5 separate regions of the Mus musculus genome follow, and all the other regions are linked to region 1. Evidence: chromatin loops called from intact Hi-C (ENCODE). Cell type or tissue: heart. All regions are shown on one strand.

What was found. Peaks named below come from ENCODE experiments on the same cell type or tissue, not always from the same donor. Only the 100,000 strongest peaks of a DNase experiment are listed, where the experiment ranks them.
Region 2: it touches region 1 in a loop (2.2-fold over the local background); 6 of 42 quality-filtered maps call a loop at or near these places.
Region 3: a loop joins it to region 1, with 4 times the contacts of the local background. A loop is called at or near these places in 7 of 42 quality-filtered maps.
Region 4: it touches region 1 in a loop (2.0-fold over the local background); 3 of 42 quality-filtered maps call a loop at or near these places.
Region 5: a loop joins it to region 1, with 2.0 times the contacts of the local background. A loop is called at or near these places in 7 of 42 quality-filtered maps.

Annotation. Positions count from the first base shown.
Region 1 is chr7:128,521,297-128,526,296 of GRCm38, reverse strand. It overlaps Bag3 (BCL2-associated athanogene 3), which reads right to left and starts at 2,714. Exons shown (of 4, transcript NM_013863.5): 1 at 2,253-2,714. The coding sequence starts at 2,438. In heart, a CTCF peak has its summit at 2,624; DNase peaks (open chromatin) are centred at 2,066 and 2,716; H3K4me3 peaks cover 2,409 bases; H3K27ac peaks cover 2,010 bases.
Region 2 is chr7:128,608,489-128,613,488 of GRCm38, reverse strand. It overlaps Inpp5f (inositol polyphosphate-5-phosphatase F), which reads right to left and starts at 2,124. Exons shown (of 20, transcript NM_178641.5): 1 at 1,798-2,124. The coding sequence starts at 1,894. In heart, no CTCF peak of the experiment used is centred here; a DNase peak (open chromatin) is centred at 2,338; H3K4me3 peaks cover 2,094 bases; H3K27ac peaks cover 1,411 bases.
Region 3 is chr7:128,459,037-128,464,036 of GRCm38, reverse strand. It overlaps Tial1 (Tia1 cytotoxic granule-associated RNA binding protein-like 1), which reads left to right and starts at 2,364. Exons shown (of 12, transcript NM_001347640.1): 1 at 2,364-2,912. The coding sequence starts at 2,881. Gm32816 (a long non-coding RNA gene) reads right to left here and starts at 2,317. Exons shown (of 4, transcript XR_378509.4): 1 at 1,785-2,317. In heart, no CTCF peak of the experiment used is centred here; DNase peaks (open chromatin) are centred at 2,256, 2,626 and 3,376; H3K4me3 peaks cover 3,038 bases; H3K27ac peaks cover 2,970 bases.
Region 4 is chr7:128,588,670-128,593,669 of GRCm38, reverse strand. No RefSeq gene overlaps it. Among named protein-coding and RNA genes, the nearest start is that of Inpp5f, 20 kb to the left of the region's middle. In heart, CTCF peaks have their summits at 2,117 and 3,927; DNase peaks (open chromatin) are centred at 1,129 and 2,079; H3K4me3 peaks cover 1,290 bases; H3K27ac peaks cover 1,735 bases.
Region 5 is chr7:128,471,639-128,476,638 of GRCm38, reverse strand. It overlaps Gm32816 (a long non-coding RNA gene), which reads right to left. Exons shown (of 4, transcript XR_378509.4): 2 at 2,212-2,328; 3 at 2,012-2,084; 4 at 1,064-1,188. Among named protein-coding and RNA genes, the nearest start is that of Gm32816, 12 kb to the right of the region's middle. In heart, CTCF peaks have their summits at 2,011 and 2,227 (motif pointing left); a DNase peak (open chromatin) is centred at 2,218; H3K4me3 peaks cover 306 bases.

The DNA of each region.
Region 1 (5,000 bases):
TCTTGTTTTGTTTTGTTTGTTTGAGGCAACATTTCTCTATTGACTAAGCTGGCCTTGAACTCAGAGATCCACCTGCCTCTGCCTCTGAGAGCTGGGATTAAAGCTGTGTACCACCAGGTCAGGCCCAAAGTAGAGTCCTATTTTTTTTTTTCTTTTTTCCTTTTTTAATTAGATATTTTCTTTATTTACATTTCAAATGTTATCCCCTTTCCTAGTTTCCCCTCTGAAAACTCCCATCCCCTCCCCCCTCCCCCTGCTCACCAACCCATCCACTCCTGCTTCCTGGCCCTGGCCTTCCCCTATACTGAGGCATAGAACCTTCACGGGACCAAGGGCCTCTCCTCCCATTGATGATAGAGTCCTATTTTAAAGTGCATTTACTTTACCAAACTTTTCATTTTGAAAGGACCAAATGTACATAAATTATTACTGAACATTATGCTAAATATGACTTCTGTTAACTATATTTTCAAAGATCCTACGTGGCCGGATGGTGGTGGCTCATGCCTCAGAAAGCAGAGGCAGGAGGATCTCTGTGAGTTCCAGGTCAGCCAACACTACACAGAGAAACCCTGTCTTGAAAAGCAAAGCAACCCAAGGAGCTGAAGGGGTTTGCAGCCCCATAGGAGGAACAACAATATGAACCAACCACTACCCCCAGAGCTCCCAGGGACTAAACCACCAACCAAAGAGTACACATGGAGGGACTCAAGGCTCCAGCCCAATATGTAGCAGAGGATGGCCTTGTGGGAAATCAATGAGAGGCCCTTGGTCTTATGAAGGCTCTGTGCTCCAGCGTAGGGGAATGCCAGGACAGGGAAGCGGGAGTGAGTGGGGTAATGAGCAGGGAGGGGGGGAATGAGATAGGGGGGTTTTCGGAGGGGAAATGAGGAAAGGAATAAAATTTGAAATGTAAATAAAAAAATATCTAATTTTAAAAAAAGAAAAACAAAACAAACAAGAAAAATCCTACCTAAATTTGTATTTTTAAGTTCTTCACTCAAAATTCAATCGAATTTTTATTTATTTTTATTTTATTTTATTGGTTTTTCGAGATCGGGTTTCTCTGTGTAGCCCTGGCTGTCCTGGAACTCTGTAGACCAGACTGGCCTTGAACTCAGAAATCTGCCTGCTTCTGCCTCTCAAGTGCTGGGATTAAAGAGGTGTGCCACAACTGCCCAGCTCAATCTTTTTTTTCTTTTTTTTTATAAAAAAAGACAAGGTCTTATTTTGCAACACAGGCTAGTTTCATTCCAACTTAATTACTTAATAACTTTTGAGATAGACTCCGATTATATAGCCCTGGCTAGACTTGAACTCAAGATCCTCTCGCCACAGCTTCCTGGGTGCTGGGATGACAGGCCTGAACCAGGCTGGGCTTCATTCCAAATTTGTATTTTCAATTTTTCTTGCTTTTTAGATTGAAGTACACAAACCTGAATATCTATGCAAATGAAGCATACACCTAGTGTTCACCAGACTCCTCAGCTGTTTCTGGTAACAAAACTCCAGTATTTGAAAAGGACAACAAGGAATCACGCCATTAAAAATACATTCTTTCACTCCAGTGTGAGTCTTAAGGCAGTGGCTAAGTATGGTGATACAATGTCTGATCTTTAGTTTTGGAACTGTCAGAAAGAGTATCTTAAAAAAAAATAGTGGTAGTATCAGAATTTTCTCTAACTGAAAGCAGTTTCGACCAGTAATAATAAGTTTAATGGGGGAAAATAACTTATTTACTCGAGCCTCCTGAGTCACTCTATGCCTAAGATCCAGTAAACTCAAGATAAGCCTCAACTAAGTTCTGAATTTGAAAGTGAAATCCCCACAGGAGACTCCACTCAGCAGCCTTTCAATCCTGGCCGTGCGCCATCAGCACCGGAGGGAGCCCAGGGTCTCAGCACGGGACGCGCGGGACAGAGAGGCGGCGGCCGGGCCTGGCCTGGGCCTCAGCCGCTCATCAGGCCGGTCGCCCTTCCCTGGGACGCGGCGCACCGCAGCTCAGGCCACCACTGCCCTTCGCCCTTCGCAAGAGGCTGTGGAAAACCACCCGATGTCACCACGCGGGTCGCACCCCGCTGGCTACCGTCCAAGGCCACCCTGCCTGCGGCTCTCTGCGGCCCGACGCCCGTTCGAGGCGGATATGGTTAAGGACTCTCCTTGCGCAGCAGGGCGCGGGGTGGGGTGACTCGCATAGCCCTGGCTCGACCAGGCCCCTTCGCCGTCGAGGTGGGACGGCAAGCTCCACTCACCTTAGGGCCCTCGGGGGGCACACGCGGGTCGTTCCACGTCGTGGTGCGGCTGTTGTGGTCCACGAAGAAGGGCCAGCCGGTCTGCGGGTCGATTTTGATCTCCCAGCCCGGGGGCAGGGGGTCTCGGTCGCTGGCTCCGTTGCCGGACGCCATCTGCATCATGGGCGATTGGGTGGCGGCGCTCATGCTGGGTTAGGGTCCGCCCGGGGCGCAGAGCTAGGGCGCGGGTCACGAGGTCGTGGAGTGCGGGCACCTCTGTGTAGCCGATGTGTCCGGGAAGCCGGCGCCGGGCACCTTTATGAATTAAAGGACTGGGTGACGTGGCCGAAGAGGGGTGGAAGTGTCTGGAAATAGCCTCCTAGCTGCCAAAGGGGAAGGAGGAGATAAAGAGAAGGCAGCAACTGGCCGGCTAGAAACTTCTGGTCCCATCCAGAGAACTTGGCGGCCGCCGTGGGTTGGATGCGGAGCTCCGCCCTGAGTCATAGGCTATAATCGCGGCGGGGCGGGACCTTGGGAGGGATCGGAGGCGGGGATTTGTCACCCGCCCCTCCTTCTCCTAGACTACCCAGGCTGTCCCTCCCTATCCCTGTCCTGTGTGTGTCCTGGGGCCTGTGCGCCTCGCGCCAGGTTGACACGCACCGGTGTCCTTGTGCTCTCTGGCTGGTTTCTGTCTCCGGACTCCCCACCACTCTTTCGTGCCGCGTGGGGGTGTCCCGGGGTTAGCAGTCCAAGGGCCGACACCTGGGGCCCCACCTTTGTGTAAGGACTAAATCATCTTTAAACTCGGAAAGTCTAGTTCTTTCTCTCTCTTCACACTCAGTGACGCTGGCGTCCTGCAGTGACGTTTTTAGTAACTTTTTCTCAAGGGCCTTATGACTTCTGAGAAATTCTGGAATGCTGATCTGAGGTCACAACAAAAAGAAAGAGCTGTGGAAACTCACCTGCCTGCTTTGGAAAACTGAAGAAGCAAGGACTAAAGTGACAACTTTGTGCTCTTGGCCTTCTATATAGGCACTTTCGCACAGTGACTAGACTTCAGAAACACCTGGAACCAATACTGAGGCCAATTTCCTGACTCAGATTCAGAGAATGTCCTGGGACCTTCAAAGATACATCTCTGGCCTCTTCCCCTCCGATTTTTACTCTGTGGCAAATACTAGAGGACTCTGCCAGACATTTCCAACAAGCTGATTTTTTTTACTTCCAAAGACCTTCTTACTGACTTTGAAGTCTCAAAGCCTCAGTATAAGTATTAACATAGTTAGCCTTCAGGTACTGCCTGGTGCCACCAAACACACCTGTATAAGCCCAAATGTGGGAATATTGACTTATTATCATTTGATAGTCACATTGAAAGGTCTAGACACTTAGATTCACTCACTGGTCAGTGTCTGTCTTTTGCTTCTTTATACCTGAACCCACCCAGCACGTGGCTAAATCCAGAGTCCATCTTCAATAAAGGAATAAAGATTGATGTTTATTGAAGACTGAATACAAAGTGAATTTTTTCGCTTGTTTTTCAATACAAGGTATCTTTGTGTAGTTTTGGCTGTCCTAGAACTAGCTAATTATGTAGACCAGGCTGACCTTGAACTCACAGAGATCCATCTCTCTGCCTCCCAAGTGCTGGGATCAAGGGCATGTGTCACCACTGCTTGGCTGTGGATATTTTTTTAAAGATATGGTCTATCTATATAGTTCTGCCTCCCAAGTATTGAGATTAAAGGTGCACACTACCATCTACTACGCCTAGCAATGCCCTATTTAAAAAATATTTAAAAAAAATAAATAAAGATTTATTTTATATGTATGAGCCGGCTTGTGCAATGCCTTCCGAGGTCCAAAGAGGGTATTGCATGCCCTGAAACTGTAGTTATAGATGTTTATAGCTTCCTTGTGGGAACTGAACCTGGTCCTCTATAAGAGTAGCAAATGCTCTTAAGTCATCTCTCCCGCACCCCCACTTTGTCCTCAAATTGCCCCTTCGTTCCTACCATCCATTCCTATCTTGCTAAGTATTTCTTGACTCTGTGACTCTTCTCTTTCTTCCGTCCCAGCCATCTTACGCTTTCACCTGGATCCTTCACAGCACCCTAATGGGTTCTTCAGCCTTTGGGCTTGCCTCTAAACCTCTTGCCCATATAGCAGCCAGAGAGGCCTTTTCAAGCACCCACCAAGTCCACTCTCCTTGGTCTGGTGCACAAAGGTGTATTCCTCATTTTCCCTGGTCCATACTTCAGCTGACCCTGCTGAACTGTATCTTGCACACACTGCTTCCACCACCAGGATGGAAACCCTTCTATCCACTCCAACCATCATCTCCTGGGCAGCTTGGCTTTTCCCAGCATTCCCTTTAGCATACACTCCTTCACACACACACACACACACACACACACACACATACACACATCCTGCTGCCCCCCCATTAGTCCTCTGACCATCCACATCCTGTCCCACCCTACCAATTGCTTTACACTGTAAATGCTTGTTTGTTTGATTTACTTAATGGGCTGAGTTTTTAAGAGCAGGAGCAGGATCTTGATCACCACCGTGTCCCCATCCTCCAGCACAGTGTGTGGTAAATAATAATTATTAAAAACAACACTCATAATGGCTAGTGCTTATTGGGTAATCGCTGTCAGGTGCTACGTTAATGACTTTACGTGGGCTCTCACATTTGATCTTTGTGGTGGAAGCCATGATGTGCCGCTTACATTTCCGTTTAGGCATGAAAAGTTGGTTCTACCC
Region 2 (5,000 bases), 87 kb before region 1:
ATCAAGATGAAAAAAAAACTAAAGATTTTAACTCTGTCACTTTAAACAACAGCAACACTCACCACAAAGAGAAGACAATGTTCAATAAAGAGAATTTGAAATAACTCTGTATAGATTAAAAAAAAAAAAAGACCTAAACAGCATTCAGATCAATTAAATATTACTAAAATAGCTGTATTTGAGATCTTAAATACTGGATAGGTTAAACTAGTCAATAACTACAGGATACTTTCTAAGGCTTCCAATGGCCTGTTAAATCTGAACTATGATGGCCTCTGCCTTCCTCTAGGCGCTACCTACGTTTGTGGGTGATGGGATACGTATCTACGAAATGAGATACACTGAACTGTGATGCTATACCAAACTTTTGATAATGGTGAAAAGTTTTACACTTGCTCTCTGATACGAACTTTGGACAAACAAAGAGCAAACCTCAGGGCTAGCTCCAGGAAAGGGCCCGGCTAAACTTTCTGCTTGAGAAAACTGACCTGCGGAGATGAAAAGTCCTGTCTGATGAGCTGAGAAGGACTCCAAGCTCCCTCCATTTATGCATTCCAGCTGCCAGGAATTTGGCCCGCGGGACTTTTACAGCTAAATTCCCCCCTGCTTTACACCTTGCAGGGTGACAGGCTAGGAAAAGTGGTCAGATTAGAATAAAGTGGCCCATCATCTATTCCAAGGTCACCAAAAGTCTTACTGTGGCCACCGTAGTGCCTCCATTCTGAAAAGAGGAAATAAAATACAGCGGCAAGAAAATACAACCAGAGCCATATTTCTGAAGAAGAAAAAAAGTTGTTCTTCACCGCTCTAGCAGAGTAACTTTGCAGGTCTCCGTAAGGACACAATGGACACTGATGAAAAGTGTCACCAAACCGCTCCACTTTCTGGGATCTCACACTTCTCTCCTCACCTGAGAAAGAAGATCCTGACCCTACTCTTTCAGGCTGCTGTGGGGATTGGCACTAAGACACGAAAGGACCTGTCCTCAGAAGCCATCCCATAAGAGGTAACAGGATGACCTAAAAAGCTCCCTTGAAGTTATTCTACTGGATGTACTCAAAGAACGCAGGAAAACGTCCAATGCCGTGGCTCGTTCAAGAGTTCCAGTCTCACTTTTCCTAAAGTAAAAAAGTGTTGACCAATGAAGGAAAAAAGCACTGGAGAACTAAGTAGAAGCTGCCCAAACTCCTCCGAGCGATAACTGACCGCAGCTGTCTGAGAACAGGAGCTACTATTTAAGCCAACTAACTGCAAACAAAGTTTTCTAAAGCAAACTGATGGCTGGAGACTTTGACCTCTCCTAACTGTGTGTGACAGACATCCAACACGACTTCTTCTTGAAAATGGCAATTCATACACTAGTTTTCGATCAAGTCCTGTGAGGTAACCGTCCTGAAGTCACTCTTTAATAAGTGACCGGGAACAACTCAAGGATGTCAAGAAGGAGTGTCCCGCATTAGGTTCCACTGAACTGATGGGACTGGAACCCAGAACTTCCCACGCTGGACCGTGAGAAGACGCTGCAGGTGGAGGCCTACGAGGGGTTCATAAGGGACCCTATCCCCGCACCCCAGGCCCCAGATACTGGAAGAGGTGCACTAAAGGGGGTGACCGGCCTTCCCCGCCTCCCTGAGGCAGGAGGACTCCCCGAAGCGGCGGCCGCTCCCCTCAGGACTAGCGCTGACATCCCCAAGCGTCCCGCCCAGCCTCGCGATCCCGGGGCCGGAGGGGCCGGGCCGCGCCCCCCGCGCTCCAGCTGGCCCGCGCGCCCCACCCAGCCCGCGCCGCGCGCCTCACCCGGTCGGAGCTGCAGGCCGCCGTCGCGCCGGCTGCACCACAGGGCACGCTCGCCCTGCTGCAGGATGTAGTGGTCCTTAGCCTGAAAGAGCTCCATGCCGGCCCCACGCGCTCCGGGAGGCGGCGGTCCCCCGGCCCAGGCACGGCAGCGGCCCGCCCTGGAGCGATGCTGGAGTCCTCCTCCACCGAGACCACCAGAGTCCGTGCCTCAAGGAGACTCCGAGGACCCAGCCCACGGAAGAACAGAGTGGGGAAGCACTCGGGGGCCTGACCCGCGGGCCAAGAACACGCTTGGGCGGCCGAGGCCCGGGAGGCCTTTTCCCCCTCCCCCCACAACTCCTGTACCTAGGCTCCGCCCCCTATCCTGAGACTCCACCTCCTACAGTTCATCCTGGCTCCCTCTAGACTCCGCCTCCTCCCAGGTTCCTCCCCTCAGCGTGCAACTTTCCCTCCTATAGTTCCTCCCCTCTCCCTTAGGCTCCGCCCTTGCTCAGGCTCCTCCTCCGACCTTCCGACTCCGCCTCCCTCTGTAGTTCTCCGAAAGCCCTCCTAGGCCCCGCCCTGGTCCCGCCCACGAGTTTCTGGCTCAGCCCTCTCCCAGCCTGTGTCTCAATCCTCTTTCTCCTTTCAGCTCTCGCCGCACCTCTTTCAGTTCCTCCCTCTCTGTCTATAGCCTCTACTCCTCTGCCTCTCCCACTCGCCGGCCTTACCAGCTGCGACCTCAGGCAGGCCCTGAGCCTAAGTCTGGTTATACTGGCTCGACGCCCTTTATGCAGCCATTTCTTGATCTTTCCCTGATGTGCAAGCCAGTCCTTCATTCCTTCCATTAGCTCCTAGAAAAGTCTGGTCAAGTCCCCGAATCCACCTGACATTCCTTCCTCCTCGGAGTACATTTACCCCTAGTCTGAGCAAAGACCAAACCAAGCCCAGAAGTACAGCCATGGTTGTCTCCAGGGTTCTACCCCAAGTTAGCACTCGGCTGAGCAGAGGCCGCTCTGTTTTGGCATTTCCTATTAGAACCTGGACACCAATAATCATTTAGTAAATGCACATTAGTGGAGATGTGTCTCCACAGAATACACACTTAGAGTTAGCTGGGCTAGTGAGGAGAAGGTACAGCAAAGTCTGAGAAGCCGGCCTACAGGAAGTCAGTAAAAGGGACGTCACTCAGAGATGGTAAAATGGCCAGGTGTCAATCTGAACCAGAAAGATTTAGGAGAAAAAGCTTCCAGTTCTAGACCTATCTCCCAGTCTCCAGACTTTGGGTCTGTCTTGTTCTGTGTGATCTTGGGACAATTTTAGTCTCTACTGATTGAATTCGTGACCTTTACTACACTCTTAGACTCCCAATTCTGTATGTTCCTGTCTTCCTTTAAAGCAATCTTTAAAAAAAAAAAAAAAAAAAAGAGGCCTAACCACCGGAGCTGGGTGGCTCAAGAGTACTTTGCTACTTTTGCAGAGGACCTCCGGTTCAGTTCCCAGCACCTCCAGGGCAGCTCACAACCAACTGTGATGAGACACCTCTTCTGACCTCTGTTCCTGTATGGGTGTAGTGCACAGGTTCATAAATATAAAGTAAATGGTGGTGCTGCTGCTGCTGGTGGTGGTGCTGCTGGTGGTGGTGCTGCTGTGTTGGGAGCCGCGCCCACATTCGCCGTTACAAGATGGCGCTGACAGCTGTGTTCTAAGTGGTAAACAAATAATCTGCGCATGTGCCAAGGGTATCTTATGACTACTTGTGCTCTGCCTTCCCCGTGACGTCAACTCGGCCGATGGGCTGCAGCCAATCAGGGAGTGACACGTCCGAGGCGAAGGAGAATGCTCCTTAAGAGGGACGGGGTTTCGTTTTCTCTCTCTCTCTTGCTTCGCTCTCTTGCTTCTCTCTCTTGCTTCTCTCTCTTGCTTTTCTCTCTCTCTTGCTTTTCTCTCTCTCTTGCTCTTTCGCTCTCTTGCTTTTCTCTCTCTCTTGCTTCTTGCTCTCTTGCTTCTTGCACTCTGTTCCTGAAGATGTAAGAATAAAGCTTTGCCGCAGAAGATTCTGGTCTGTGGTGTTCTTCCTGGCCGGTCGTGAGAACGCGTCTAATAACAATTGGTGCCGAATTCCGGGACGAGAAAAAAACTCGGGACTGGCGCAAGGAGGATCCCTCATTCCGGAACCAGAACTGCGGATCACGTTTATAAAGGTTCCCATAAAACAGACTGTTGAGAAGGATTCAACTGCCGAATTCAGAACTCATCAGCTGGGGAACGACGGTGATAAAGGTTCCCGTAAAGCAGACTGTTAAGAAGGATTCAACTGTATGAATTCAGAACTTTTCAGCTGGGGAACGAGAGTACCAGTGAGTACAGCTTCACGAGGTAAGCCTGGCCTTGAACTTTCTAACGAAATTCAAGACAGTCTATCAGAAGTAAAGTGGAAAATGTTTGGCCTTGAATTTTTTCTAATGTTAGGAGCCCTTTTGTTCCTTTTCACATGTTATCAAGTGATTAAGATAGGGCTGAAAATTCTAGAGGAAATTCAGGACAAGCTATCAGAAGTAAAGCGGGGAGAGAGAATAGGAACAAAGAGGAAATATGGTACACAAAATAAGTATACAGGCCTTTCCAAGGGTCTTGAACCCGAGGAAAAGTTTAGGTCAGGTAAGAATACCTGGAGAGAGATTAGAAGAAAAAGAGGAAAAAGGGAAAAGAAGAAAGATCAATTAGCGGAGGTCTCTAGGAGAAGGAGCCTGTGCTCTGAAGAAACAGACTGGGAGAAAAAAGCGGCTCATTATGAAAGAAAAGGATACCAGCCGCCAAGTAAAGTGCTAACTAGTCATTTAAGGAAAAAGCCAAAAGCGGCTGGCGAAGGCCAGTTTGCTAATTGGCCTCAGGGCAATCGGCTACCAGGTGCACTCCCGCCCTATGCGGAGTCCCCGCCCTGCGTAGTGCGTCAGCAATGCGCAGAGAGGCAGTGCGCAGAGAGGCAGTGCGCAGACTCATTCATTCCCCGAGAGGAACAAAGGAAAATAGAACAGGCATTTCCAGTCTTTGAAGGAGCCGAGGGTGGGCGTGTCCACGCTCCGGTAGAATATGTGCAGATTAAAGAAATTGCTGAGTCGGTTCGTAAATACGGAACCAATGCTAATTTTACCTTGGTGCAGTTAGACAGGCTCGCTGGCATGGCACTAACTCCTGCTGACTGGCAAACGGTTGTAAAAGCC
Region 3 (5,000 bases), 62 kb after region 1:
ATGCCTTATGATGCTGTGGAATGGGTACTGATTGTCTCCTGTCTCCCAGATCTGTCTTCACAGTGGCTGTTTTTCTTTTTTGTGCAGCAGGGATGTCTGCTGGTCAAGTTTTACTTTCTGTGGACTAGGCAGATTTTCTCACTCTGTCCCGACTCTCCACATCACACTGCTGGGATAACCCTTTTAGCTGAAGGGCGTCTCCTAAATGCAATGGGGTATGAACTGCAGCCTGGGACAGCTAGAGGCCCCAGCTTCATGCTTACAAGACCTCCTGAATACTAACCACCCTGCTGGAGGGATCCAGCTGTGGGTATCAGAAACACCCCTTGGAATGCCAGTATCCTTAAGCACTAACAGTAGTAACAGGTAGGTGACTCTAGAATTTGATCCACCCATGGGTCTCATAGCCACCTAATAATTTCTCCATGGTTTTCCCAGCCTGAGAACATTCTGTCACCTGCATCCTTTGGTTTGTTGGTGACTAGCTTTCCTGCTCTCTACACAGCATGTGTGGACCTCTCTTTGTCTTGGGATGCTAACAGGTTGAGGCTCTGTGGGCGCTCCCTGGTTTCAGGTCCCCAGGTAGCTGTTTTTAAAAATAGATTCTCCCTTCAGATTGCTTCTGGCTACTGGCCTCTGAGTCATACAGTGTGACAAGATAAGATTCTCTCTGCTGTTGAATTTTTCTGCTGGGGCAATTACTGCTGCGTCAAACCTGGATTTAAGGCTTACAAGGGTTGTGGGCTTGTTCTGGGTATAGGACTGCCTGCGTTTCATTTGGCTTACCTTTTGGAAGTGGATGGGAACTGTATGGCTGAGGCTGAGCTTGGTGCCTTCCCCACCTCTTCCCTTCCCTATTTTTTTTTCTGACCCCTTTGTTTCACTTGTGTAGATTTCTGAAGCTCTCTGAAGTTCTTTCCTTTCCTTTTTTAAAAAAAAAATTAATTTTTTTTTTTTTTGGCTTTTTCGAGATAGGATTTGCTGTGTATAGCCTTGGCTGTCCTGGAACTCATTCTGTAGACCACGCTGGCCTCGAACTCAGAAATTCGCCTGCCTCTGCCTCCCAAGTGCTGGGATCAAAGGCGTGCGCCACCACGCCCAGTTGCTCTTTCCTTTTTCACTTTGGGATATAATCCGTTTCTCGTTCAGACTTACTCTCTCCTTCCTAGGCTCATGGAGAAGCAGCCTCCAATCTCCCACTGTACCTGTAAATTCAGGTAGGGTTTCAGTATGCAGCTAAGCAGATCTATAAGCTACCCCAAAGCTCTCTGTTGGCCACCAGACCTTTTCTCTCCTTCAATGAGACAGTGTGCAGCTGGGGGCACGGGAGAGCTGGTTAAGAGCACACTTACAGTGGCTTCCAGTTTGGTTCTCAGCACTCATATGCAGCTCACAACCACTGTTAACTCCAGTCTCAGGCAGGGAATGCCATCCCTTCGTCTGACCCCTAGGGGCCTCAGCCACAAATGTGGTGTACATCCAGTAGATTGTCATGATTCTATCTCCTCTCTTGCTTTAGCATCTCAATACTAGCAGCCCGTGTCCTCCAATACCGAACTCCAGACTGTTTTGGCATGAGACCTGGTCGTTGAGCCTCTTTGCTGTTTTCACTGATTATTAGTTTTTGATAAGGTCTTGGTATCTATTTCTAGGCTGGCCTTAAATCCATTATCCTCCTGTTCAGTAGCACTGTGCGCCACCACGCGAATATTTAAGTTTTAAGTAGGGATTTGAAAGAGCGGTACAAGCCATTTGAATGAGGGGCTGCTCTTTTGCAGCCTTACCCACTAATCCGATGAGATAATGGGTAGCGATCCTTGTGGAACTTGTAAAGCAAGTTACAAGCGGTATAGTCTAGAAAGGCCTATCTGGTTAGAACACGTGCTCAAAGACAAGGCTGGATCTGGTGTTGCCCGATGTCCGCTACATCTCTCCGGGTTCAGAGTTGCCACTCTTTTGCCCGTCGCGTGAGGCGTCGGTTGTTGAACACGGACCAGCAGTTCTGAGAGTAGAGGCGGGCAAGGCCGGCTGACGGGAGAACCACGCGGAGCCAGCACACCGCCTGATCTGCAGTTGAAGAAACCGCTCTGGGGCTGGACGGAGGCGGAGCAGAAGCTCACACTGGACCAACAGAAGAGCCTTAAGATGCTAAGAGCGATCCTGGGGCGGGCCCCGGCGCGAGGCACTCTGGGATTTGTAGTTTACTTCCCGGACAGCTCCTCTCTATTTCGGCCGCCCGCCTTTTATTCCTCGCTCTATCCCGGCACGCCGACTACTTAGTCGCGGCACGTCCTCACGTACGACTACACTACCCAGAAATCTCTCCTTCGCGCTCCGGCAGGCGCAGGGTCTGCCTTGAACTACAGTTCCCAGAAGGCCACTGGAGAAGGGCTTCCCCCACTTTCCCGGGACCGCAATTCCCGGAGACTTGGTTTCGCGGCTTTTCTCTCTGTGTTGGGTCTCTCTTGGACCCGGATAGGTCTTGACTGGCCAGCAGGCCCACAGCGACAACGTGCTCCGTCGTGTCCAGTCGCAGGGTGTACTCTTTGGCCGGGCTTTCTGTCTCTTTAGCTACTTTTGCCGGACAGGCCGTCGCAGCTGGCCTGAGCAGTGACCTGGCGGGCCGCGCCTGCGCCCTGCCGCGTTTCCTGCCTGGCTGGTGGTGGCGGCCATTTTGTTCATCCTCCTCCTCCTCCTGCTCCTCCTGGTTGGAGCGCAGTGTCCGGAGCGGGCTGGGGGGAGCGGACCCGAGAGCGGGGTTCAGTACCTTTTCCTCTGTCCCCAGCCGGCGCCCGGAGCCCCCCTCCCCTTCCTTCCCGCCCCCTCCCCTCCCCAGCCCTGCCCTCCCCCTTGTCCCGGGATCACTCCGTCGCACCCACCATGATGGAAGACGACGGACAGCCCCGGACTCTGTGAGTACCCGAGACCCGGGGTGCCAGGCACCGAGTGGCCCGGGCACTGCGGGAAGCGGAGGGAGGAAGGGAGAGCAGGAGCCCGGGACTAGAAGCGGAGAGCCGGGCGTCGCGGTGGCGCGGCTGTGAAGTGCATTCCTCATCTGTCCCCCTTCCCAGAGAAGGAAGCCCTCCCTTCCCCCCCAAACACAGTCACTTCCTAGGGTCTAGGGCTTGTCTCGACTTTTTCCTCCCGACCCCTTCTTTTGCACACTCTTGCTTGGCTGGGCTTGTGCACGGCTGAGGCTGTCAGGCGCGGGAGAGCTACTGTTCCCCCTGTGCTTTGGGGGCTCCGGGCTGAGCCAGGAGCTGTGGGTCCCTACGGGGGCAGGGCTTGGCGGGGGTGGGACCACTACTGCATCCTTTGGCTTGAACGTTTAGCCTCAGTCCACGTCCTCAGCAGTCCACGTCCTCAGCCTCAGTCGCTCCGAGTCCTTCTCCCCAGTCTACCACTCTTTAACCAGAGGAGCCCCTTGTCTCTTTCTGCCCCACGTGCCCCACGCTGTCAGAAACACCCGCCTAGCGCCTGCTGCTTTTGAAGTGCCAAAGTGATTGCTTTTCGCCACCGTGCACCACCTCTGTCCCTTGGATAACGAAGTTTACTTTGAGCGCTTACTGCGCCAACCTGACAACCAGTTAAACTCCTTTCGCTCAGTTAGTGATGCCGCTTCCTAATCCGTTTGTGCGTCCGGACCATCGGAGTTGGATAAAAGGATGACTGCTCCCGCTATTTGTTACCTGTCTTTTGAGTGCTATTTTTCGCGGTATAGCTGTCGGGTTTCACCTGAAGCCCAATCTAATGAATGAATCGCATCTTCCAACCGCTTAATTGGCGTTTCCTACCCCCCTCCGCCGGCCCCCCCTCCCATGCAGAGTGATGACTCAGCGTCTGTATTCCTTTCCAAATAGTGTGGCACTCTTTTTTTTTTTTCCTTAGTCTGAGTAATTTCCAATTCATTGTTTAAAGTGAGCACCTTGGGTTTTCCCAGCCTCTCCAGGCCTACTACTCCTGCCTGGAGTAAATACATAGAGTCAGCCTACTGCTTTGTCTCTCTTGCCTCCCACTGCCTAGTATTGATTGGTATGATGGTCAGAGTCCACTTGGCTGGGTTAGCTGATGGGGAAAGTACTTTTTAGGGAATCGACGACGGTGGATAGACATTCAGGACCTCTGACTAGCTAGCTTCTCAGAGCTTCATGCGTAGCACAGAAAATATGTTCAGTAAAGAAGGTCCATATGTATATTCAGTGTTGATAACAGATATTTTTTGAGCATTGTTTATACTTTACATTTTTATTTCGCTTAACATCTGGCTTGGGAAACTTGAAAACATCTTTTTTTTTTTTTTTTTTTTTTTTTAAACTTGAAAACATCCTAAACATATTATACCCCCTGAATGAAAATCTTTCTGTGTGTGAGATCTTCCAGCATCTGGGAAAGCTAGCAAGTATCTGGGAAGGCCTAGCAAGTATATATTCAAGGAAGATGACAGTTACATTGTATCTAAAATACCTGAAATGTCATCATTGCATCATAATAGCTACTGGGTAATTGGTAAATTCTCAGGTCTCATTAACTGCATCTATTTGTTCCTTAGAAGAGGTTTCTTGTTTTTGTCTGTTACATAGTATTCCTTTTCTGTTTTTTTTTTTTTTTAATTCCTGTAATTTCTTTGCATCCACTCTATCATCTTCTTTAGACCAGAGCTAAATTTTAATATTTCATACATTTATCATCTCAGATCTCTTGTCTTTTTTTCTGAAAGACATTTCAGGTGTCTATGTTTGGTTACCTAAAACTGTGATGTATACACATGAGTGAATAAACATCTTAGCTCTGTTGTTCCTGTGTGTCAGTATGTGTTCATATACCTTCCTTTTCCCACTTTTCTCCATGGGAAGTTGAGGTGGTTTTGTTATGTTTTTAAGTATAAGGACTGTACAGCTTCCTAGGACTTAACCTTTCCTGCGCTTAGTTCACTCTGAAAAATAAGAGGTGCTCAAATTTTTTACAAATGTACTTTGGTTAAAATAGTGTTGTCTGGTTTT
Region 4 (5,000 bases), 67 kb before region 1:
TCACCATGTGGTGCTAGGAATCAAACCCAGGAAAATCAGCTAGTGCCTCTGCCCCCATTTTAAGGACCTATAATATTGGCTGTACTGGGGGTTAGGAATTTAGCTCAGTGGTAGAGCACTTTGCCTAGCAAATACAAGGCTATGGGTTCAAACTTTTTTTTTTTTTGTAAGCCAGGCAGTGGTGCTTTTAATTAATTAATGCTTTTTAAATTTTTTTAATTAATTAATGCTTTTAATCCCAGCACTTGGAAGGCAGAGGCAGATGGATCATAGAATTCAAGGCCAGCCTAGTCTTCAGAGGAAGTTCCAGAATAGCCAGGGGCTACAGAGAAACCCTATTATCTTGAAAAACAATAACAAAAACCCCAAACAAAACAAAGATTAAATAAACACAGCTTCCCTAGTTAAGTCCATTTGTGTATACCATTCCCCCAACACACACAAAGACGTTTATCACCTAAGGCTCTAGAACCTTTTGCCTCTGCAGACAAGAAATTCCAGGACAAGCTCTTTGTATTCATTCCTCATCCTGCTTGAGAGCTACAGCCCCTTCTAAGCTGTACGCCTGGCTTTTAAATGGAATAGATGGAGCAGAGTTCCCCGGTTTCTCAGCTCCAGCAGTTGCACGGTTTTTAATGTCTCCACTGACTGTAATTCTCACATAACTGATGGCCTGTCAGGGCCTGTACCGTCACAAGTCAATAACAACTGTCCAAATGCCTTCTGCTGGATCGTTGTGGTTGAGGTTGGTTTTTTTTTTTTTTGTTTTTGTTTTTCAACAATACTTTGCAGTGCCTCAGTAAGCAGCAGGGGAGGAATGACTCTGGGTAGGAGGGTCTGCATATCCTTGGAAAAGCGGCTGGGCGGATTGATTTTGAACCTGTTGTCTCTTCTGCTTTAAGAAAATAATAGCATTGTATATATAGTGCGTGGACATCTTGTGAGAGTACCACTTAGAAGCAAAGAGCTACGAGGCCCCGGCTTTCCGATTTCTATTCCGTTCTTTTCCCAGTGATTTGACAGCAATCCTTCATTGAGTCTGACGGGAGGGCGGGCGCTGGGCGCTCGGCGGGCGGGCGCTCGGGCAGGAGGGCGCTGAAGCAGTTGGGGTGGGATAACTCCGTGCTGGTGTGGGGGTGTTCGCTTGGCTCTGACCATGATCAAAGACTTGGGGGTGGGGTGCTGAGGGGGAAGGGCAAGAACAAACTGTGACTTGCCAAATTTCCAAGATGGTATTTTTAACTATGAGAGGAAACCAGGGAGCAGCTGAATAGAAAAACATGGCCTTTCTTTCTTTCATTTTTTTTTTTTTCTGAGACAAGCTCTCACTATGTAGTCTTGGCTGGCCTGGAACTCACTATGTAGAGCAGGCCGACCTAATCCATAGAGATCCGCCTGCATCTACCTCCACAGAGCCCATTATACATAATTAAAAATAATTCTTTAAAAATGAATATAATTTAAAATTCTTCAATCCTATAAAGTCCTGTGTATGATTTTTCAATTTTTATTTCATTTTTCCCCCCTTGTTAAGCATTGTCTTTTTGTAACACAATACTTACATGGGCCTCTTCTTGCAGGGGAGTGGGGGGCACTAAGGTTTCTCTTCTAGCTTCTTTTCCTGCTGTCTTGTAAAATCTAACCAAGCCACTGAGGGCTACTTCTTCTGGTAGGGCCTGACCTCTTTAGTGGGTGGGAAATCAGTTCTTTCTGCAGGGAGAGGGAAAGGCCGGGCGGGGTGCTTGGCCCTTAACCGAGCCACTCTTGTCTTCAGCCCAGACATGTCTAGGGAAGGATCGGTGAGGTCTCAAGAAAGGTATTAACAAAATGTGAACCGTAAACTATTCAATTTGGGGAGTTTATATTAACAACTGCAGACCAGTGTCTGGACTTTCCCTCCCCTGTGATTTTCTGACTGGAGCTCGGGCTTAGTTCACAGAGGAACAGCTACTTCAGGGGTTTTGTTGGCTCTCTTCTGTCTTTTGATGTTTTGTTTATTTTTCTTTGCAGGAGCTGGGAGCTGTCTGCAGAGGTGGACACGCTGCTGCTCAGAATCAATCCCCCAGAGCTTCACCCACCCTTGTTTACCGCTGAGCCTTTCTCTTTGGAGCAAATTACTTTCCGTCCTGCAGGGGAGGAGTGGAGGCCTGGAGCTGGATGTGGGGGGAGGAAGGGAGAGGGGCAGCTGAGGTAAACCCATCAGCTAGCTGAGTCCTCCTCTCCATCCTCCCCCAGCCCTCCTCAGCCTCCTGGATAAGCAGCTGTGCTTATCAACTCTGGTTCTCTCTGTCAGTGCTGCCACCTGAGTCCTAGCCCATCTCTCTCCTCTCTCTCTCTCTCTCTCTCTCTCTCTCTCTCTCTCTCTCCTGTTAACCAGCCAGATGCACCCAGACAAATGTTCAGTCTTTCCAAGGTCAGTTTCTCCTATAGAAATTGGGGATAAATTATAGTGCACACACACACACACACACACACACACACACACACACACACACACACGCACGGTCCTTATTGGGAATAAATGAAATAAATTCTTTGAAAAACTACCTAAACTGTAATGTTACTAAAATGTAATTCTATGGCTGCTGACAGTTCTTTCTTTCTTTCTAAACCAAGACAAGGGTCTGATGTAGCTCAGGCTGGCCTCCAACTTGAAGATGCCCTCATATTTCTGATCCTCCTGCTTATGCCTCCTGTTGCTGGGATTATAGATGTGCACCGCATACCTGAACCCCCGTCTTCAAGTGTGGGAGCTTGGTAGACAAGAACTCTACCAACACAGCAATATGCTGGGTCCTCAATAAACATATTTTTCAAGGAGAAAAATTTAATCTTATGGTTTTCTTTTTGTTGGGGGCTCGGGGGAATTCGAGACAAGAGTTTCTCTGTGTAGCTCTGGCTGACCTAGAACTCACTCTGTAGAAGGAAATTGCAGACCCACATGCATCTGCCTCCAGAGTGCTGGCATTAAAGGCATCTGCCATCACCAGCATTGTGTTTGTTTTGTTCTTATTGTTTGTTTGTTTGTTTGTTTATGTTCGTTGGTGTTTTTCTTGCATGGGGTGTCAGAGCCCTGGAACTGGAGTTATAGACAGTTGCAAGCTGCCATATGGATGCTGGTAATTGAACCTGGGTCCTCTGGAAGAGCACCCAGTGTTTTTAACCACTGAGCCATCCTATAGTTTCTTAAAATCGACTTTTTGCAGGACTGGAGAGATGGCTCAGAGGCTAAGAGGGTAACACTGCTCTTTCAGAGGACCTGAATTTGACTCCTAGCGCTGAAGTCAGGCAGCGCATAATCACCTGTAACTCTAGTTCCAGAGCATCTGACCTCCTCTGCTGGCCTCAGAGGGCACCTGCACTCAGGTGGCACACGTGCACACACACATACATACACACAAATAGAAATGGGCAGAGGAGGAAGTCGATCTCTGTAAATCCCCAGGTCAGCCTGGTCTGTTCAGAGCTCCAGACCAGGCAGGCCTACATAGTTAGATCTTGTCTTCAATATATATAATGTATAACATTTCTCCTTTGAGACTCATCCTCTGAGAGATCCCTAACATTTTTAACTATGAACAGAAATACCCCAGGAAAAGCCTGTCTATGTTGAAGGTCTTACTAGACTGATTAATTAAAATTTTGGTGATTATAGTAAACTGGAATGTCAAGTAGGAGTCATATTATCTAGGGCCCTCTATTCTGCCTCATTAGACACAATTCACTGCCTACTGTATTCCACCTAGCATCCATCCTTGTGATTTTTTTTTTTTTTTTTTAAGATTTATTTATTATATGTAAGTACACTGAAGCTGTCTTCAGACACTCCAGAAGAGGGCGCCAGATCTCGTTACGGATGGTTGTGAGCCACCATGTGGTTGCTGGGATTTGAACTCCTGACCTTCGGAAGAGCAGTCGGGTGCTCTTACCCACTGAGCCATCTCACCAGCCCCCCATCCTTGTGATTAATGGGTATATATATGCACATAGGCACATAGATGTGTATATATGACTCAAATGTGTCAGTTCAAAATGCATCATTGGGAAATAAGAAGAGTGGACTTTGACATGCATCTGTCAGGAGTATCGTCAGAGTCTTGACTCCCAGAGTATATATGCCCTGTGGATACCAAAGCTTAAGGTTTGAGATATCTCCATTTCATCCAAAAATTCTGATTCTGTGGTTATTATTTTGTATTATTTCTAAACTCCCTTCCCATTTAAAAGAGTTGAGTACCAGACACCTAGTCCCAGCATGTGCGTGAGAGAATTTTCTGTTCTTTTATCCCCTCGAAGGCTTTGTGCCTGCTCGTTGTCTTTAATCATTGTCCTCTATCCCTCCCCGTTCTGTGAGTTTAGACTTGCCCTGCAGTTCTTTAATGCACTAATAATTATATAGCTGGGTGTATACATACACATACACACACACACACACACACACACACACACACACACACAGAGTTCTATTAGAAGATAAATTTAGAGATTGGAAACAGTGTTCCAGGATGGCAGCCCTCATCCCAGTGACTCAGACAGAGCTATTTCCGGTTCGTGTGGAGCCCTGATAGTGAAAATAGAGCTATGAAGATCTTTTGATTCAATAAATCTAGGGTTATAGATTCCCCATGGGTGGATTAAAGAGCATCAGTAGGAAGAAAGTGTTTTCATATGTGATGTTAGACTAGGTTGCCTTAGGAAGAAATAGAATACTCAGTAACAAGGTGAGCTTGTCCTTGGGTGCTTTGGGAGCCACAGCTGTGCCAGGACAAAGCCCTGCTTGGAAGCAGCATGGTACCATTGTCCTTCTCCAACAGTGGGAGTCCAACGTCACTCTGCCCATCCCTGGGGCAGAGTTAAATGGTAGAGAAGCATGATAAGCAGTTAAAAATGATAGGAGAGCTGGCAAGTTGGCTCAGCAGGTGAAGCGCTTGCCTTGCAAACCTGGAGACTCCAGTTCACTCCCCTGGGGCTCACACAAAGGTGGAAAACAAGAACCATGT
Region 5 (5,000 bases), 50 kb after region 1:
GTCCCAAAGTCTTCCTGCAAACAACCACATGGTCAGGTCTGGGGGGTGGGGGTGGGGACCTGCCTGACTCTATTCTGAGAGCAGGAGCCATTATGTTATATTGTTAAAAATAAGTTTCTATTTACTGTAGAAGCTGAGCTTCTGTTTTTAAGTCGCTCTGCCCCAGCCTTGACTTGTTTTTGAGAACACCCAAACCCTTCCTAATTGTCGACTACTACCTACCGGCTGTTGAGTTTTAGGTGGTTGGTTGGTTTGAGATCTTTTTGTACTTTTTTACTGTTCCATTGTCTCTGCTTTGCATTTTGATCCTTAAAGGGGGCCGCTCAAGGCTGCTTGCTCTCTAGCCTAGCTTAGGAGACAGTCACTGGCCAGCTCTCAGGAACACCCCAATAAAAATCAAGCTTGCTTCACATTTGGCTCAAAAATTGTAGTGGTCTTATTCTATCCGGTGAGATGAGCAGTCTTCCACGGCAATAGCCCAGCTCCTGGTAACAACTTCTGTATTAGTTACTTTTACTATTGCTGTGATAAGACACAATGACTAAGGTAGGTTATCCAAAAAAAAAAAAAAAAAAAAAATCAATTGATTGGGTTTAAGTTTCCAGAGCCCGGGATGGTGAGGGAAAAGCATGGTGTAGCAGCAGATGAGGTCTCACATCTTCAACAGCACGAGAGATGGAGGAAGGGAAGGAGGGAGAGGGAGGGAGGGAGAGAGGGAGAGAGAGAGAGAGAGAGAGAGAGAGAGAGAGAGAGAGAGAACTGGGGGTGTTGGGAAGCTTTTGATTCCTCAAAGCCCAGGACACATCTCCTCCTCTGAGACCTCAAGTCCCTTCCCAAATAGTTTTGTTTCCTGGAGACCAAGTATTCGAACATACATGCCTCCGGAGCTCATTCCCATTCAAACCACACTAGGCAAACGATGTACTAACTGAGATGGAGCCTGAACTCATGATCCTCCTGCCTCAGCCTGCCACGGATTGGTGTGCTGGCCTTTGTTACCACACCCAGCTTTGTCTTTGTGGCTTTTTTTTTATTGCTGGGAATAGCACCAAGACCAAGGCAGTTTATAGAAGGAAGGATTTATTTGGGCTTAGGTTCCAAAGAGATAAGAGTCCATCGCGTCATGGTGGGGAGCATGGCAGCAGGCAGCATGGTGCTGGAGCAACAGTCGAGAGCTTACATTTCAACCTACAAACAGGAAGTAGAGAGAGCTGACTTGAAATGGCACAAGCCTTTTGAAACTTCAAAGTCTACCCCATTGACATACTTCCTCTAGCATGGCCATACTTCCTAAGCCTTCCCATACAGCCACTAATGGAATGCAAATATTTAAACTACAGGGGCCATTCTCGTTCAAATCACCACAGTCTTTAACAGGAGTTACAATGACATCTGTGTTTCTTTTGAGACAGATTCTCACTCTATAGTCCAGGCTGGCTCTGAAACCACCATATATATTCCCAGACTGGTCTTGAATTCATGTTCCCTTTTAGTGGAATTTTGCTAGGCATATCAGAAATGGCCATACACTTCCTTTGGCCTATTAGCATTCCCTAGACCTTGATCTAAAATAAGCATCAATATAAAGGTGGCCAGAGAAGACAAAAGATGGTCAAAGGATTGTTCATTGTTTTTTTCCAAACCCTGATGCAGAGAAAGTGGGTTACACTGGCAGACTATGAAACCTGGTAGGGTAACAAGAACTACTGTTTATCTCCCATGTTGACTTGAGTCTCTGATTTTTGCTTCAGTTGGGGAGGAAGGTCCCTTTTCCCTCACCCATCACATCAGGGAGAATATTGCCAAAGGACAAGAATGAGGCAGCTCCTTAGAGCCAAGTACAGGGCCAGGACGAAGGACTTAGGGAGACAAGGTGGTCCAGGGAAGGGACAGACTTGCTCTCCAGTATTCCTGCCAGGGGATGGAGAACTAAGGAAGGCAGCCATGCTGATATTTCAGATCTCCTTTACTTGGGAGCCTCTATGGGCCACTGCAGAGAACTGCCGCTTACCTTGGCAAGGGATCGGATGCCGTACAGAGTTATCCGGCGAAGGACCTTGGATTCTTTAAGGCAAAGCCAGGCTCTTGTATTAAAAATTAACACCGTTAATTTGGAGCTTAGTCAATGCTTTCTTCTTTTCCCTTCCTCCCAAGGATACTTCCATCTCCCAGGATGACCCGCCTGTCCACCAGGACATGGCCTTGGCTTACCCCCGGGTAGTGCAGAGTGGCTCCTTAGAAAGAGAGCTCCCCCTGCTGGGCCATGAGTGGGAACCTTCCGGATAGTGGTCATTCTTCCAGTGACATCAACCGCAATCGCCATCATAACTAGGTAGAATAATGAATAGTTGATTACTAGTGTTGAAGTGGTAAAGACTCATGAGTTAGCTGAAGCTCGTAGGAAGTTGTGACCTTTGGTATACTTCTTAAGCTCCCCGTTTTCTCATCTTTATAGTGAGGAGACAGAAATTACATGCTAACAGAGAACCTATGGGGGGAAGTTTTAAAGATATGTTGGAAAAATAGGAAAGTCACATGGGCCTTTGGAGACTACAGAGGATAATTGAATGAAGTATCTTCCACCTTCTTAGTTGAGGGGAGTGACATCAGAATTGTTACTGTCATCAGCTGCTGCATAACAACCATCCCACAATCTCTTTTGTTTTTCTTTTCTTTCCTTTTTTTCTTTTCCTTCCTTCCTTCTTTCCTTCCCTTCTTCTTCCTCTCCTCCTTCTCCTCCTCCTTCTCCTGCTCCTCCTCTTCCTTCTCCTCCTCCTTCTCTTCCTCCTTCTTCTCCTTCTTCTCTTTCTCCTTCGCCGCCTCCTTCCTCTACTTCTTTCTTCTTTTCTTTCTTTTCTTCTTCTCTTTCCTTTCTTCTTCCCCTTCTCCTCCCCCTTCCCCTCTTCCCCTTCCTCTTATTCCTCCTTCTCTTCCTCCTCCTCCTTCTTTCTTCTTTTTGACAGAGCTTCACTGTATGCATGGCTCTTGTTGGCTTGGAACTCATGGTGTAGACCAGTCTGACCTTGAATTTATAGATTCCCCTGCCTTTTGACTCTCAAGTTCCGGAATTAAGGATGTGCTCAATAACACCTGGCCTATTTTAATAATTATTATTTTTAATTTTGTGTATTTGTGTGTGTGTGTGTATGTGTGGTGAGGTATATGCACTTGAGACAGGGTCTAGGGACACTGGCTACCCTGGAGCTGGAGTTACCCACCAGACATGGGTGCTAGAAACCAAGAATGGGTCCTTTGTAAGAGTGCTATGTGCACCTAATATGCCCAGTACTTTGGAATGCAGAGGCAGGCAGATAAGTTCTAGGCCAGCCTGATCTACAAATTGAGTTTCAGGACAACAAGGGCTGTTAGAGTTAAGCCTATCTTGAAAAAAACTCCAACAAACAAACAAACAAACAAACAAACAAACAAACAAGAGTAGTACGTAGCCGGGCATGGTGGCACACGCCTTTAATCCCAGCACTTGGGAGGCAGAGGTAGAGGCAGGCAGATTTCTGAGTTCGAGGCCAACCTGGTCTATAGAGTGAGTTCCAGGACAGCCCGGGCTATACAGAGAAACCCTGTCTTGAAAAAAACAAACAACAAAAAAAGAGTAGTACGTACTCTTAACTTTTGAACTATCTGTCAAGGTCCCAATTTCATTTATTCTTTTAAGATTTATTTTTATTTGTGTGAGACTTTTGTCTCTGTGTATATATATGCGCCATATGCATGCTTGGTACCATCACAGGCCAGAAGTAGGCTTCAGATTCCTTGAAAAGGAGTTACAGACAGTTATGAGTGCCCTGTGGATATTAGGAACTAAATCTAGTCCTCCATAAGAATAGCAAGTATTCTTAACCTCAAACCATCTCTTCAGTTCAACCTAATTCTTGTTTGTTTGTTTGTTTTTTCGAGACAGGGTTTCTCTGTATAGCCCCGGCTGTCCTGGAACTCACTTTGTAGACCAGGCTGGCCTCGAACTCAGAAATCCACCTGCCTCTGCCTCCAGAGTGCTGGGGTTAAAGGCATGAGCCACCACTGTGAGTATTTATTTGATTTTTTAAAACAGGTTTTCCCTCTGTAGCCCCTGGCTGACATGGAGTGGTCTTCCCTGGAACTTAGAGATCCTATTGCCTCTGCCTCCTGAGTTTTGGGATTAAAGGCATGAGCCATTTTACTTGTCCCCTGTTTTATTTTTAGAGAAGAACCAAGCATAGATTTATTAAGGGAAAGTGAGGAAAATTTCCAAACATGGGAAGGGTTCTAAGGTAAAAAAGACCTGAATGTGTGTTTACTCCTTGTAGTTCTCTGAATATCCCAGGTTTTTCCCCTATGGATAAGGTGTTTTGCTTACATCTATACCTGTGCAATACTTGAGCACTTAGTGCTCACAGAGGCCAGGAGAGAACATTGAATCCTCTGGAACAGGAGTTACAGACAGTTGTGAGCTGCCATTTGAGTGCTGGGAATTGAACCCAGGTCCTCTGGAAGAGCAGCCAATTCTCTTAACTACAGAGTCATCTCTCTAGCTCTATCTTATTAATCCTCTCTATAATGTGTGTTTGAAAAGAATTTTGTTTTTTCACTCTTTCACAGGGTATCCAACATGCAACCTGCCAGATTATTAGACTAAACATATACTTTTAATGACGTTAAGATATAACATTATCAGCCAGGTATGGTGGTGCACGCCTTTAATCCCAGCACTCGGGAGTCAGAGGCAGGTGGATTTCTGAGTTCGAGGCCAGCCTGGTCTACAAAGTGAGTTCCAGGACAGCCAGGGCTATAGAGAAACCCTGTCTCGAAAAAAAAAAAAAAAAAATATATATATATATATATATCATTATAATTTGCAAAGTCTATGCTCTAGAACTGCAAGGCTATGTTACAAATAAATTGATAAATAATATATCATACACACGTGTCATATAATGATGTATCCGCAGGTGTAATAATATCATAACTGTTATGGTAGTAACCCATCATTTTCTGCTTGCTTT